Regions from separate parts of the Homo sapiens genome. Here region 1 is linked to region 2. Evidence: chromatin loops called from intact Hi-C (ENCODE). Cell type or tissue: Calu3. All regions are shown on one strand. Each heading gives the region's core, and the rest is flanking DNA. Links, peaks and the distances in the headings are about the cores only.

What was found. Hi-C counts contacts between places; a loop is a spot of excess contacts. Peaks named below come from ENCODE experiments on the same cell type or tissue, not always from the same donor. Only the 100,000 strongest peaks of a DNase experiment are listed, where the experiment ranks them.
Region 1: a loop joins it to region 2, with 2.4 times the contacts of the local background. A loop is called at or near these places in 2 of 110 quality-filtered maps.

Annotation. Positions count from the first base shown.
Region 1 is chr11:129,436,842-129,444,209 of GRCh38, forward strand. BARX2 (BARX homeobox 2) reads left to right here. Exons shown (of 4, transcript NM_003658.5): 2 at 1-210; 3 at 5,994-6,078. Among named protein-coding and RNA genes, the nearest start is that of BARX2, 65 kb to the left of the region's middle. RefSeq lists an enhancer at 3,819-4,343. In Calu3, for the core only: no CTCF peak of the experiment used is centred there; a DNase peak (open chromatin) is centred at 3,410.
Region 2 is chr11:129,692,930-129,700,297 of GRCh38, forward strand. No RefSeq gene overlaps it. Among named protein-coding and RNA genes, the nearest start is that of LINC01395, 79 kb to the left of the region's middle. In Calu3, for the core only: CTCF peaks have their summits at 1,838 (motif pointing right) and 3,353 (motif pointing left); DNase peaks (open chromatin) are centred at 1,882, 2,782 and 3,292.

The sequences.
Region 1 (7,368 bases), core at 816-5,815, 260 kb before region 2:
CGCCCAGGCACTGTCCTGCCACCAGGTCACCGAGGCGGTCTCTGCTGAGGCCCCAGGGGGCGAGGCCCTAGCCAGCAGCGAGTCAGAGACGGAACAGCCCACGCCCCGACAGAAGAAGCCCCGCCGGAGTCGCACCATCTTCACCGAGCTGCAGCTCATGGGCCTGGAGAAGAAATTCCAGAAGCAGAAGTATTTGTCAACCCCAGACAGGTGAGGACGCAGGGAAGGGACTCTCCGCAGTGAAGGCCCCTGGGAACGGGAGACTTGCTCCCATTGTGGGCCGTGGAGCCACAGCACTGGTACAGTGAGGCAGGACACTATGGCGGAGTCCACTCCTTGGCTCAAATCATCTCAACCTTGGTTAACAGAACCCAGCCCACATGAATCCACCACACGGTCCCTGGAGCCTGCCTGCGGCTAAACTTAACTCACCACTTTATCTCCATATTTGAACTTAACTATTTCAGTATCATAAACAAGGTCCAGTTTAGCAAATGGTTGCTCAGGCGGTCAGCTGGGAAACAGGCTTGGTTTTTAAGCCACTCACTCTTAGGATTGGAGGCAGCAGGACTAGATTTGGAATTGGGATTCATGATCTTCTCAATCTTCTCCACAGCCTCCAGCTGATTCCCCACTGACTCAGTTTGCTGGCCTGGCTATTGCTTGGGAAGGACTGGAGGGATCCAGTTGAGGAGGTCAGACATGTTAGTGAATTTGCTGGATGTCAAGTCAGAACCATTTGACTGAGACCCAGGAGGACCTGGCTGAGAGCCCCTTCTTTGAACCCCTCTGAGATCCATGTTGGGGAGGCTGTGACCCTTGCTTTCTTGGAGGCCTCAATGCCTCACCTCCTTTTCTTTAATTTACTATTTTAACTGAAACATATGCCAGAGTGTGTGTCTGGGCCGGGTATTGTGGCCCACACCTGTAATCTCAGCAGTTTGGGAGACTGAGGCAGTAGGATCGTTTGAGGCTAGGAGTTTGAGAGCAGCCTGGGCAACGTTGTGAGACCCCGTCTCTACAAAAATTAAAATATGAGCCAGGTGTGATGGCATGCACCTGTAGTCCCAGCCACTCAAGAGGCTAAGATGGGAGGATCACTTGAACCCAGGACTTTGAGACTGCAGTGAGGTATGATTGCATCAGATTGCATCGCTGCACTCTAGGCGAGACCCTGTCTCCTTAAAAAAAAAAAAAAAATAGCCGGGTGTGTTGGCTCACGCCTGTAATCCCAGCACTTTGGGAGGCCGAGGCAGGTGGATCACGAGGTCAGGAGTTCAGGACCAGCCTGGCCAAGATGGTGAAACCGCGTCTCTACTAAAAATACAAAAATTAGCTGGGTGTAGTGGCAGGTACTTGTAATCCCAGCTACTTGGGAGGCTGAGACAGAGAATTGCTTGAACCCAGGAGGTGGAGGTTGCAGTGAGCCAAAATCATGCCACTACACTCCAGCCTGGGCAACAGAGCGAGACTCAGTCTCAAAAAAAAAAAAAAAAAAAAAAGTGTGTATCTCAGTGTCTCATCTTGTTCTTTCAGACTGACTCTGGAGATGGCTGAGCTAATAATGTGTGATCCTATTTATTGGGGAGATTTCTCAGGTCCTTCTTCCTCTTCTTTTGCCTGCTGCCTTGGACATACCAGGTTGGACACCAGTCCTATCAAAAAGTAAAGGAAGGAACCTCAAATGAATCTCTTAAGCTGTGTAGTAGCTCTTTGATACAAATTTAAGTGACAGAGGAGTCTGCATATCACCGACTAAAAGGGAATTTAGCTTCTGATTCTGTTAATGAGGCACCGTCAGCTGTTTGGTAAGGGCCTTCTGGGTGCCACTGGGGCACTGTGGCAGGGATTACGGGTCCAGAAAGCAGTCGAGAGAGTCCTGTTGTGACAGAAAGGGATCATGGGGAAGGAACGACTACAGGAACAAAGACGCAGCAAGCCAGGCGCTGGTGCCTGTGCATTGCTGAGTGCAGTAGGAACACAGGATATTGCTGAGCGTGGGAGATGGGGTTAGGGGAGGCTTCTCAGAGGAGGTAACATTTAAGAAGAGCTTTGATTCCAGGAGGGACAGGAAGTCCCGCACTGAGGGGTTGGCACACACAAGGCAAAGAAGCGTGTCTCGCCGGGTATGTGGAGGAAACTGCAAGTAGCCAGGACATCTCCAGCTTAAGGTGTGAACAGGCAAATGGTGGACCTCGTATGCCTGGCTGAAATGTGAACTTGGTTGTTTAAGCAGTTGGCACTGCCTTTATGAGCTGGAGGTGACATGATCAGACTTACATTTTAGAACTGTCTCTCTGGTGGCACCATAAATGATGGATGAGAGAGGCCAGAGACGGAGCAGGGACCAGTTAGGAGAGAATCCAGTGATCATCACGAAGACTTGAATTAAAGGGTGGCAGTGGGAACAGAGAGGCAGGAATAGAGAGGAGGACAATTTTTTTTTTATTATTATACTTCAAGTTCTGGGATACATGTGCAGAACGTGCAGGTTTGTTACATAGGTATACACGTGCCATGGTGGTTTACTGCACCCATCAACCCATCATCTACATTAGGTATTTCTCCTAATGCCATCCCTCCCCTATCCTCCCCACCCCCAAACAGGCCCTGGTGTGTGAGGTTCCCCTCCCTGTGTCCATGTGTGAGAAGAGGACAATCTTGAAGAGAGAATTGGCAGAATCAACATTGCGGAAGGAAGCAAGAAGGGAGTTGAGAATTCTGTGGTTTCTGGACTGGGCCAGCAGGTGGATAGGGACGCCATGAACTGAAGTAGGAAGACAGAGGACAGAGTAGACTTAGGTGGGGAAAGGTTGAGTTCTGTTCTAGACCTGTGCATTTGGAGTGTCTTTGGGCAGATGATGGAGACAGGTCTGTGAACCGGAGGTTAGTAGATGGGCTCTCCAGGTATGACATGGCTGTTTCCACTTCCCTAGCATATAATTGAGAGCCTCATGAACTTGTGCACCCAGTGGAGTGGGCACCTTTGTCTATGGTAGCACGGTGGTATGTCAGACGGGCTTCAGCGTGCATGACTAACATATTAGGCTGATTTTTCAGAAGTCAGAGAATTTTTTTTTTCAGAAATATTAGTTCTTCTTAAACCTCCTGGGGCTCCCTGATACCTGCCCAGGCATCTCTCAGGTCACCTACACAGGATTGATTCACTTATCTGGGAGGACACCATTGGCTGGCATGGAAGCTGCCATCTTCACCTGCCCTCTCAGATGTTCCTCGCCTCCCTACGTGACCAGGGCCATGAGCACTCCCTCCTCCCACAGCTCTCACCCTCCTCCTCTGTGTTTGTTTCTCCAGTTTCCTAGGTGACCCCATTTAAGCGAATATGCAGGGAAGTGAGAATTTGTAACGGTGGCAGGTAATGAGAGAAAGCTGATGACAGTGAAGCATGTTTCTGTAGCCAGAGTGAGTCAGGGCTGCATTTTTCCCAAGTGAGCTAACACTGTTTGCTAATGCAGTTGCAGAGCTGTGAACTGAGCCTTCCATTGACTAATGCACCTGATGGCCTCAGGTGAACTGGGCTCGGGAAGGCACCGCCAGCCAGAACCATGGAGGACCCGTCTCCAGGGAGGCCTGGGAGACCAGAAGTCTGTGGGGTGGCCCCCTGGGTTCTTGGTTCTCAATGAGCGACTGCTTGGGAAGCAGTGCTTCATTTGTGGGAAGAGCCAAGTGCTGTTGGCACTGGGAATTTATTGGCTTTAGCCTGTTAATCACTTTCAATAAAACTGCCAGCTTCTAGTAGCTCTTCTACAGGGATGACCAGAGGGATGTGAGTACTGATTTAAGACCACTTCCAGGGTCCCCTGAAGGAAGACTCTGTGTATTATTGGGGCTTTAAATTATGCAGCCTGGTCAGAGCAGGGCAACTGGGCAGCTGCACCTGAGATCATCAGGGCCGGTCCCTGTGGGCCTCCCTGATAGTTAGATCTCCCCAGGTGGAGAGCTGCAGCTGAAAACCCACACCTGAGACTCCCCATGGAGCAGGCAAGTGAGACTGACTGTGGGCCCGAGATTCACAGACGGCAATCCTCAGAAACCTAGGGCCTTTCAAAAAGTGGGGGTTGCTGCCCAAGCTCTGTCAGGGGTGATTGTCCCAAGCTGCTGCATTCGAAGTCCACACTGCTTTGCTGAGCAGGGCTGGCGTGGCAGTGAGGCAGCTTATGTTGGCTTAAGGAGGTGGCTCTCCAGTTGGTGCTGAGGTAGACCTGGGGTTCTTATCCTATTAGGTCAATGGTTGTTGTCTCAAGGACTGATGTTGGAAGTCTGACTGCAGACTTCCCTTTCTCATTCTACTTGTCCCACCCGGTTGTTTGCTGCTTCCTGGGATGAAGCATCCCTGCGATCCCCTTTGACAGGTTCAACTTGTGCAGATATATTGTGAGTGGGTGTGAGCCCCAATGCAGGAGCTGGTGTACAGGTCAGACATCGTGGGTTTGAATCCTGCCCCACTTCTTAACTCTACGATCATCTGCCAGAGGTCGGTAAAGGTTTTCTGGGCAGAGCCAGACAGTAAATACTTTACATTTTGTGGGCCATATGGTCTGTGACAACTACCCAATTCTGATATTGTAGCACAGAAGTAATTTATTTTTATTTATTTATTTATTTTGACAATGTCTCACTCCATTGCCTAGGCTGCAGTGCCGTGGCGCCATCTCGGCTCACTGCAACCTCCGCCTCCCAGGTTCAAGCACTTCTCTTGCCTCAGCCTCCTTCGTAGCTGGGATTACAGGTACCTGCCACCACACCCAGTTAATTTTTGTATTTTTAGTAGAGATGGGGGTCTCACCATGTTGGCCAGGCTGGTCTCCAACTTCTGACCTCAGGTGATCCACCCGCCTCGGCCTCCCAAAGTGCTGGGATTACAGGCATGAGCCACTGTGCCTGGCCTGTTACAATAAAACTTTATTTACACAACCAGGTAGCAGACAGGATTTGGCCACAGTTGCTGAGAGAGTCTAATCTCTCCAAGCCTCAACTCTCTTATCTGTAAAATGGGAACAATTACACTGCTTCACTGCGTTGTGAATGGGATAGATAAGACAGCATGTCAGGGGCTTAGCATGTACCCTGGGATGCCGTGGTGCTCAGGAAATGGTGGGTGTGTTAGATTTAGCCCCAGAAATGGCTTTGACTTTTAGGACTTTTCAGAAGACTACAGAGAAGTACAGCACCATGATTAGCAGTAGAATGGAAAACAGGAAGGGCTGTGGATTTAATGTTTCTTTTGGAATCTTTATAATATTTATTTATTTATAACATTTTAATTGTTATAACAATTTAGGACAGCTACAGCGATTGAATCAATCCATTAAGAAGTATTTTTTGAGCACCGGTTCTGGATTTAGCAGTGTGATGGGCACTTTCATGGGTAGAAAAGAAGTGGAAGGTATACGCTGCCCTGGCTACTGAGTTAGGGAGGCAGAAATAACACAGTTGGAGTGATCAGAGAACAGCAGGAAACGTGGGACCATCTGGGTGACTGCTGGCCTGTGGGAGGGTGCAGAGGAGACGAGCTGTGGGAGCCAGGAGAATCACCTGCCGGAGGTGGGACCGGGGCTGGGTCTGGAATGATGAGTGGATTCCCATCAGCAACATCTGGCTTTGCCTTTTGTTTCCAGTCTGGACGATGGGCCAGAGGGTCAGAGTGAATGCTCTTGTCAAGCCAGGAAAAGGACTGTGTGATGAGAAGCCCCAGGCATCCTTCTCAGGTCCCTTGCAGACCGTGAATGTTTCAGGATGGGGACTGGCCCAGGTGTCCTCAGGCATGGGCATCTGTTTCTCAGCTTCCCAGAGTTTCCTCTGTTGGATTCTTGGAAGGAAAGAAAAGCGCTTTGGGGAAGACCTCGTTTAATGGGGGAGGTCCGAGCCTTGGTAGCCAGTGCTGGAGCCTGTCTGGAGCCTGCCAGCAGGATCCCATCTCTCCTGCTGCCTCCCATTCTGCTCACCTTTCCTTTGTATCTTGTGCCTTCTAGGTTGGACTTGGCTCAGTCTCTGGGACTCACTCAGCTGCAGGTGAAGACCTGGTATCAGAATCGCAGGATGAAATGGAAGAAAATGGTAAGAAAGGAGTGACTAACCATGATCCCTTCCTGATGGGAAGGACTTTTACTCCAGGGCTGTTGGGAGGGAGGCCGGACCATTTGGCAGTTTGGGCTGCAGAGATTGGAAGGCCTTCTATGCTGCTGGCTTGCGGGGAAGCTGTTGGATCTGTAGGTTGAGCTATTCCTCTTGACCTGGAGTTCCTAAACAGAGGGATATTCTTTTTCTGTTTCCTTAGAAATCAAAGGAAAAAAAGCTTACAGGCTTTTAACTTGCTAGTTTTATTATTATACTTAAGTTCTAGGGTACATGTGCAGAACATGCAGTTTTGTTACTTAGGTATACATTTGCCATGGTGGTTTGCTGCACCCATCAACCCGTCATCTACATTAGGTATTTCTCCTAACTTGCTAGTTTTAACCCTACCTGCTAGCCTTTTCAAACAACTTCCTTCTTCCTCCCACCAAGAGCTAAAAATAGAAGTCAGTACTCTTTGTTTATAATGACGTAGAGGATGCATCTGTTCTTTTGGCTGTGCGTCCTCTAACGCAGTGATCCTCAAACTTTGGTGGGCATTAGCGTCCCCTGGGTAGCAGGTTAAATGCAGAACTCTAGGCCCCCTCCCAGGATTCTGGTCCCAGAGGTCTGGGCCAAGGCTGGGAATGTGCGTGTTAACAAGAGCCCTGGTTATTCTGAAGTGCCTGGTATGATGACCACAGTTTCCATCATCCTGCTCTAGTGCCTAGCTAATGAATATTTCCATCTTTGATTTTTAAGTATTAGAATAGATACATCCCTACGTTGTGAGGAACTCAATTTCATTATCATTTATTCTTTTCACTAAAAAGGGCACTATTAAATCAAAATTTTCCAAAGTAGTTGAGTGTTTCCTTTCTCAGCTTTGTAAACCACTGAGACAAGGTCAAAGCCCAGAGCAAAAGAAAACGAGGAGGGGTGGCGATAAGGGAAGAAGCCCTGCTGTTCTCTGGAGCCCAGGTGCCACCATGCCACCTGCCATAGGCTTCTTACCCCCTCACCAAACGTTAGTGGCTCTTTCTCCTCTCGTCCATGCCATGCCTTCATGATGACATTCTAATTTGCTAACCTGTCTGGTCACAGGCCCTATGTCTTGGTGTTTCAGGGCTAAAATATGATGTTTTTCACAATAATCAAATAACTACGGGGTTCTGCCAACCCCAGTTTTCAGGAAAAAAAAAAAGTCAGTGGATAGATGTTTTCTCAATGTTGTGGTTTTGTCCAATATTGTTTTTTCTTAAGCTTTTAGTTCTTGCTATTCCTTGCTATTTT
Region 2 (7,368 bases), core at 1,117-6,116:
TTTTGGTCTTTGCACGGACAATATAGCAAGTCTGGTAAGTTTCTCTGATCGGCAGCAAGCAGCCTCGGGGAGAGAGCTACAATTATTGAGCACTGCGCCTTGGTTTTTACGTACATCACCCCTCACCATGCTCCCAGCAGTCCTGCAGTGAAGATGTTGTACCCGTTTTGAATTTTAGGAAACTGACGCGCAGAAAATGCAAGGGACTTGCCTGGAGTCACACGGCTAGAGGGGATAAGGCCAAAGATTCAACTCCATGCTCTTTCTAACACACCAGGCTCCCAATAAGCACTTATTACAAGAATGAATGATCCAAGGCACAAGGACTGAAGCAGAGAATGGGTATGTTTTAAGGGAGAAGAGGGATAAAAGAAAGGTCACGGCCAGGTGCAGTGGCTCACGCCTGTAATCCCAGCACTTTGGGAGGCCGAGGCAGGTAGATCACAAGGTCAGGTGATCGAGACCATCCTGGCCAACATGGTGAAACCCCGTCTCTACTAAAAGTACAAAACAAAAATTAGCTGGGCGTGGGGGCGCATGCCTGTAGCCCCAGCTACTCAGGAGGCTGAGGCAGGAGAATCTCTTGAACCCAGGAGGCGGAGGTTGCAGTGAGACGAGATCACGCCACTGCACTACACAGCCTGGCAACAGAGCGAGACTCCACTGAAAGAAAGAGAGAAAGAAAGAAAGAGAAAGAAAGAGGGAAGGGAAGGGGAAGAGGGAAGGGAAGGGGGAGGGGAAAGGGAAGGGAAGGGGAAGGAAAGGGGAAGGGGAAGGGGAAGAGGAAGGGGAAGGGGAAGGGAAGAGAAAGAAAGTTCACAGTGTAAGGCCAGGCGCGGTGGCTCACGCCTGTAATCCCAGCACTTTCGGAGGCCAAGGCAGGTGGATCACGAGGTCAGGAGATCGAGACCATCCTGGCTAACACGGTGAAATCCCGTCTCCACTAAAAATATAAAAAAATTAGCCGGGTGTGGTGGGGGGCGCCTGTAGTCCCAGCTTCTCGAGAGGCTGAGGCAGGAGAATGGCGTGAACCCGGGAGGCGGAGCTTGCAGTGAGCCGAGGTTGCGCCACTGCACTCCAGCCTGGGCAACAGAGCAAGACTCCGTCTCCAAAAAAAAAAAAAAAAAAAAAAAAAACTTCACAGCATGGAGAGCAGGCCCACTTGGGACACAGAATGGGCATGTGTCAAGGGCCCTGGGAGGAGGTGCTGGAAAGGGACAGTGGAGAAAAGGGGGGGACAGCCGATCAGTCCCCTGGGCCATTCTGCTTGCCTCCTCACTAAGAATAGTAGCATCTCCCCTCGCTCCCACTGCTTTCTGTGGCTCTCAAAATGCTTTCGCATGCATTTTCTCACTACAGCCTCAGAACAATCTTTAGGAGTAGTGTTATCTTCCCCATTTCACAGATGAGAAAGCTGAGACTCAGGGAGGCCACATAACTCGCCCAAGAACACATAGCCAATTAGTGGCAGGTATGGGGCTCCATTTAAGTATATGACCCCGCTCTGGTTCAGTATTCTTATCCCCACCCCAAATAAAGAGAATCACACGACCTTATTGTGATAATAAATAGCAACTGTAGTCAGAGGGAGAGAGGCCCAGGGAGGAACAATAATCTAACTAAGACGCTTGACATTGGAAACTCCTGGAGGGCAGGGCAGAGATCATGCAGGAGATTTAACAGCACCCAGCACAGCTGCCCACGCGGAGGTGCGTCTATGCTGAGCTGCCACAGCAAGGCTGCAGTGCCTGGCCCGGAGCTTGGTCACGCTGACCTCCACGGCAGGAACTGAGAGCAGCATCTACTCCCAATCCTGCATAAGAGGTCATAGAAACACCCTACAGCCCAGGGGGGAGCCAGTCCCGGCCAGGAGGTGGCGTCACAGTTCAGAGAGGTGCCAAGTGAGCAGAAAACAGCTCCTGGTCTCTGTAGCTGAGAGAGACAGAGCTGGACATCCTGGCCCGATGGAGCTCTGGGTGTTGTTCCCACAACAGCAACAGCACAGAGCGCTGAACACACACCCCACAGTTCACTGTCCGTGGCCAGGAGGCCATTCAAAACGTGATTGCTGGTTGTCAACTCCAAGAACTAACAGGAGTGAAAACTCACACACACACACCCCCAAGAATGCAGGCTCTGCCTGGCACGCAGGGAAGTCTGCCCTCGTGCCTGGGGTTCCTTCCTCTGTGGGCATCCCATCTTCAGAGCCTTGGCTCTCCCTTCCCCTGAGGGATTACTCACCACTTCCCTAACACTGCCGGGCTGCCCTGCTTTGCTGCCATGGAGTCCAGTCATCAGGCAGATTCATTCACATCTACGCGCCTGAGTGGTACTGGCCACCACGTAACGGAGTGGACATCAAACAGAGAAGTGGGCAACCTGGAATTGGGTGCCAGTCCTCGAGTCCCTCATCAGCCAAAAGAAAATCATCTCATGAATGCCTACCCTCCAGAAGTGTCACGGGGAGACCATCAGGTGTGTACCAGAAGCACTTCCTACGCTGCAAAGCAGCAAAGAAAGGCAGCCTCTATAGCGGTTTGTAAAGAGTGCCTTGCAGAGAGGACACAGCCTGGCTGATGAGTTTCCAGCAGCAGAGCTTTAGGTATGATTGAATCTTGGAGAGGAAGAGACTTTGGTTCTGTTGAGCCTGCTCCATGTTTCTCAAAGCACACACCACCCACTCTGCCAACAGGTAAAGCTTCGGATGGAACCTGCTGTGTTCTGTCCTCTTCCAGCTGAGCCAGGCCCGCGGGCCCCCTCCAGGAGCTCCGGGCAAGCAGCCCCTCATGGCCCGTGGTGGAACTGCACCCTCAGCACTGGAGAGGGCGGTCGCAGGAGCCTGCGAGGAAGGTGGGGTCTCAGTGCTTTCGCACAGGGCGAGTGGAGCTGGAAATGCAGCCCCCAGTAGTTTCAGTTATTCCATGTATGGCTTTTCTCTCTCACCTTGCACCTTTAGACCCTAATTTCCTGTGAGCAATGTGCTGGGAAAACTGGCAGCAGCTCTCTGGCAACCCTGGGGGAAAGAAGCGAAGTGGGGTAGAAGCGGAAGCCAGGGGCAGAGGCTGGGTCGGTCCAGCCAGCCCGCGAGGGCTCCCACGCAGCAGAGGTTCCACTGAGAGGAAGCCGGGGCTGGCCCGGCCGGGAGACTCCCTCCACGCCCCGTGTGTGGAGTGCCCGGGCACCCTATACCCTCAAGGTGGCCTTGACCTCTGGAGACAGGTGTTGGCTCCTTGAGTCACCAACAGCAGGGACCAGACCGGGAGGTGTTTCTGGGCGGGAAGGGCTGGGCCAGGCCAGGCTCCAGCAGGCCCCCTTGTGGTCAGAGGGGTTGCCTGCAGGATGATCGGCTTGGGAACCAAGGCAGCCACTCCCCACATGGGAGTTGGACCCAGGCTTGAAGGACACATTGTCACATCGATTCACTCTCCTGGGAGGCCTCCTTGTCACACAAGATGTCCTGGCCCCGGTGTTTTTCTTCACCATATTTCTCCCAACTGTAATTGTGTAGTTCCTGGGGCGCTTATCTCTCAACGTCCATCTCTGTGAAAAAAGCCGTGACCCTCCAGGATAAGGTCTGTGCGTGAGACCCCCTGTGTGGAAAGGACGTATGAAAGTCTCAGGACTCTACCTAAGAGCCAGGACCCGGCTCAGGTCGCAGCTCCACTGCACCAATGCCCCTCAGCCCCAGGAGAGACTGAGATCTCTGTAAACAGCAGAGATCAGCAATACAGGCCTTGCCCTGCTGAAACTTCCCTCTGAAAGGAAGGATAATGCTTTCAGCCAAGTGCCTGCCCAGAGCTCTGCAGGTGTGTGGCATGGAGGGCCTGGTGCCCCAGGAGGAGCTCAGCCTCCTGCCCCACCAGAATGGCCCGGGGCTCCCCAGGCTCCCTGCGATCCTGGCTCTCGTCACACCACTCTCCAATCCCACATTTGGTCCTCTGTCATGTCCATGAGGCTGTGGGTGCACCCTGTCATTGTTTGTATCCCCTGGCGATTAACACAGTCCAGGCAGAGAATCAAGTCAACAAGAATGAAGGAGAAAGTGGATCAATGAATGTTGGGCCCTATTTAGGGGCTGAGGACACAGAGATAAATAAAATTCTATCTCTGCCCATGCAGGGTTCAAAGTCAAATTGGGGGACACAAAGTAATAATCACAGTACAGTGAAATTCATGTGTAGAGTGAAAGTCATGTTTAAGGAAGCTTTATTAGGGCACATGACAAAATATCCATGACTATGTTTTAGCTGGTCAGGGAAGGCTCCTTGGAGGAGGTGACTTGGAACAGTCTTAGAGGAAAGTAAAAATTCCAGGCAGGGATGAACAGGGCTCCCAGGCAGGGCACCTCATGTGAAGAGGTACAAGAAGCCAGAGTGGAAATGTGCAGAGCTTACTGTGGGGACCTAAGGGTGGCACGTACACCGTTGGAGCCAGCGCAGGAGCTGGCCTGGGGTGCCAGAAGGGATGGAAGAAAGGTTCCCAAGGGGGTTGGAATATCAAGCAAGGGATAAGTTGTGGGGTGGCGAAAGGATTGTAAGCAGAATGCTTGACTCCCCAGGGGTTTTTTTCCAACAGGATTCTCTGACGGCATTATAGAGAGAGGAGAGGAGGGGAAGAGCCTCAGTCAGGAGGCTCTGTGGGATGCTGTTGCCTTGGTCCAAGCAAGAGACAAGGCAGGCCCTGAGCAGGATGTGGCGGGGGGCTGGAGTGGGAGGACGGATTTCAGAGATATTTAGGAGAAAGAACTTGGGGCGCAAAGGAGAGGTGGGGAGAAAAGAGGGTGAAGGAGAAATAAGGTAAAGGGGAACAGAAGCCAAGCATCAGCTTCTCCTGCCTCTTCTTCTGCAATCCTCACTCCCCAAGCACGGACCAGCCAAGGACAAAGACCCAGCTCACTGGTCAGCCTACACATGTCTCAGCTATTCTTCTCATGAAAGAGGATGTTTTAGAAACCCTGACCTGAGCTGGGTGGTCTTATTTGTAACAATATTGTAGATGGCACATAGAGGCACTTGGATAAATACTGAATGAGGCCGGGTGCAATGGCTTACGCCTGTAATCCCAGCACTTTGGGAGGCTGAGGAGAGCAGATCACTTGAAGCCAGGAGTTCGAGACCAGACTGGCCAACATGGAGAAACCCCATCTCTACCAAAAATACAAAAAAATTAGCCAGGCATGGTCGTGCATGCTTGTAATCCCAGCTACTTGGGAGGCTGAGGCAGGAGAATCACTTGAACCCAGGAGGCGGAGGTTGCAGTGAGCCGAGATTGTGCCACTGTACTCCAGCCTGGAAGACAAGAGTGAAACTCCATCTCAAAAAAAAAATAAATACTGAATGCATGATTTAGCAAGTGAATGAGTGAGTGCATGAATGAATAAATGAATTCTTCACAACTTATCCCAGGACAGACTGACTAGCAGGTTTATCCTTGCTCAAAAGAGGAACCCCCAGGTTCCTCCCTGCTGCTGCTTTGAGTCCACGTGCCCAGGGCTTGCTGGCTGCCCAGGCTCAGCTGAGACTCACAGTTGTTTGTCTAAATCTTCCTCTTTTGGAGGTCAGAACTGCAGACCTGGGAAGGGGATTGAACTCCAGAGCCTGCTTTTTCTGTGCAGGGGCTAGAAAGATTGAAAGATACAAAGATGGAAACCTCTGGATTTCTCACCAGTTGGTTGACTACCCTGAAAGAGACTGTCAAAGTTATGCCTCCTTTCCAAATGATCTCACCCACTGCCAGGAGATGATCTGCGTGACCTACAAGCAAAGGCAGATAGCAACCAAGAGCTGAAATTAAAGTAGTGGAAAGATTAATTTCCCCATACAGGGCACTTCCCCACCCCCCAACCCTGCTTTTTGTTTTTTCGTTTTTTTGGGTTTTTTTTTTTGCACAGGCAGCAATTCAATAAATAATTAATGCTTGCTAATCTTTTAGCTATTTCTCCTGTTGTAAAAAATTAATTGGTCTTCAATCATCTATTGCATTGTAATATGGAGGTATTTGGCCCTAGTCCACCACCCTGCTGAAACACGCCCCTCCTGATGTTCCTTGGCATATGTCAGTGACACTGGGCAGTCATGCCCAGCCTCCAGGTTCAGGACATGAATGGGAGTGCACAGCCATGTGGCAGACAACTCCAGGGAGCTTCACACAAGCACTGCCTCTTTCTTCCAGCACGTTTGAGGAGTTTGCAAATGCTCATTCTCACAACACCTCCTCCCTAGTTGCTGAGACTCCTATTTTGCAAAAGAGGTTGAACAAGATTAATGATGGGGTGGAGAAGCAGCACCATCTCTCTCCAGGCCTCTGACTAGGGACATCACATGTCCTGGGATCTCTTTCTGGCTTTTGCCACTGAACTTGTGCCTCAGTTTGCCTAAGCAGGACTATCAGATCCACAGGAAGCAAAATGGGGAGGGGCGGTGGGGGAGGGAAGATTTCCAGATGTCTTGGTTCCTGCAGCCTCAACTACGACATTTTACCTCTTTGAAATCACAACTCAATCATACCACCTCCTCCAGGAAGCTTCCTAGATTAAACCAGCCTGGTTATCCCCACCCCAGTGCCTGACTTGCCCTCCCTATTCAGTGCCCTTTAGAGATTATTCTAATGACAAAGTTCAGTGGATGACTAGTTTGCCTACTATTGTTTTCTCATATTAAAATTTAAGCCATGTAGGGTGGTAATCATGTTTGCTCTTCAGTAAATATTCCAAGAACTTGTGTGGCTGCAAAAAGTCTTACAGAAGGGAGGAGAGGGGGTTGTCAGCAGGAGCAGCCCAGGAGACGCTCATGAGAATACGCAAGGGTCTGCACCAGTCAGCACTTGGAATTGTCCCTCCTGGGAGAGCCATGTAGCTAGCCGGTAGGTTCAGAGGACAAGCACCATCAGGGGCTCATGTCTGAGTCCCGCCCGGCTCCTTCTGCCACTTCTGAGTGGCATCACTTAATCTCTTCCAGCCTCAGGATCTCATCTGAAAAAATGTCTCCCTCATAAGGTTGTTGTAGGGATTACGTAAGATGGTGAATGTAGACAACGATTGCAAACTGGGGAGCACGAGGTCGATATGAGCACTGATTGCTGCCCCGCTACATGGTCCTCTTGCTCTGCAACCATCTTCAGAGGCACCATCCTGTGCCTACCTTGGAAACAGCCTGAATTCCAATTCCCTGACTTGCATCCCTCCCTCTGGCCTCTTAAGGTAGTTTGAGGATAGCATTCTACAATGTCAGAGCTAGGACAGATCCTTAATGGTCACTTTGCAGGTAGAAAAACAGGTCCAAAGACCAATGCAACTGACGTGGGCTTGCACAACTGCATTGGGCAGCTCAGTCCCAACCCCACGACGCCTGACTGCCCACAAGGGCGCTC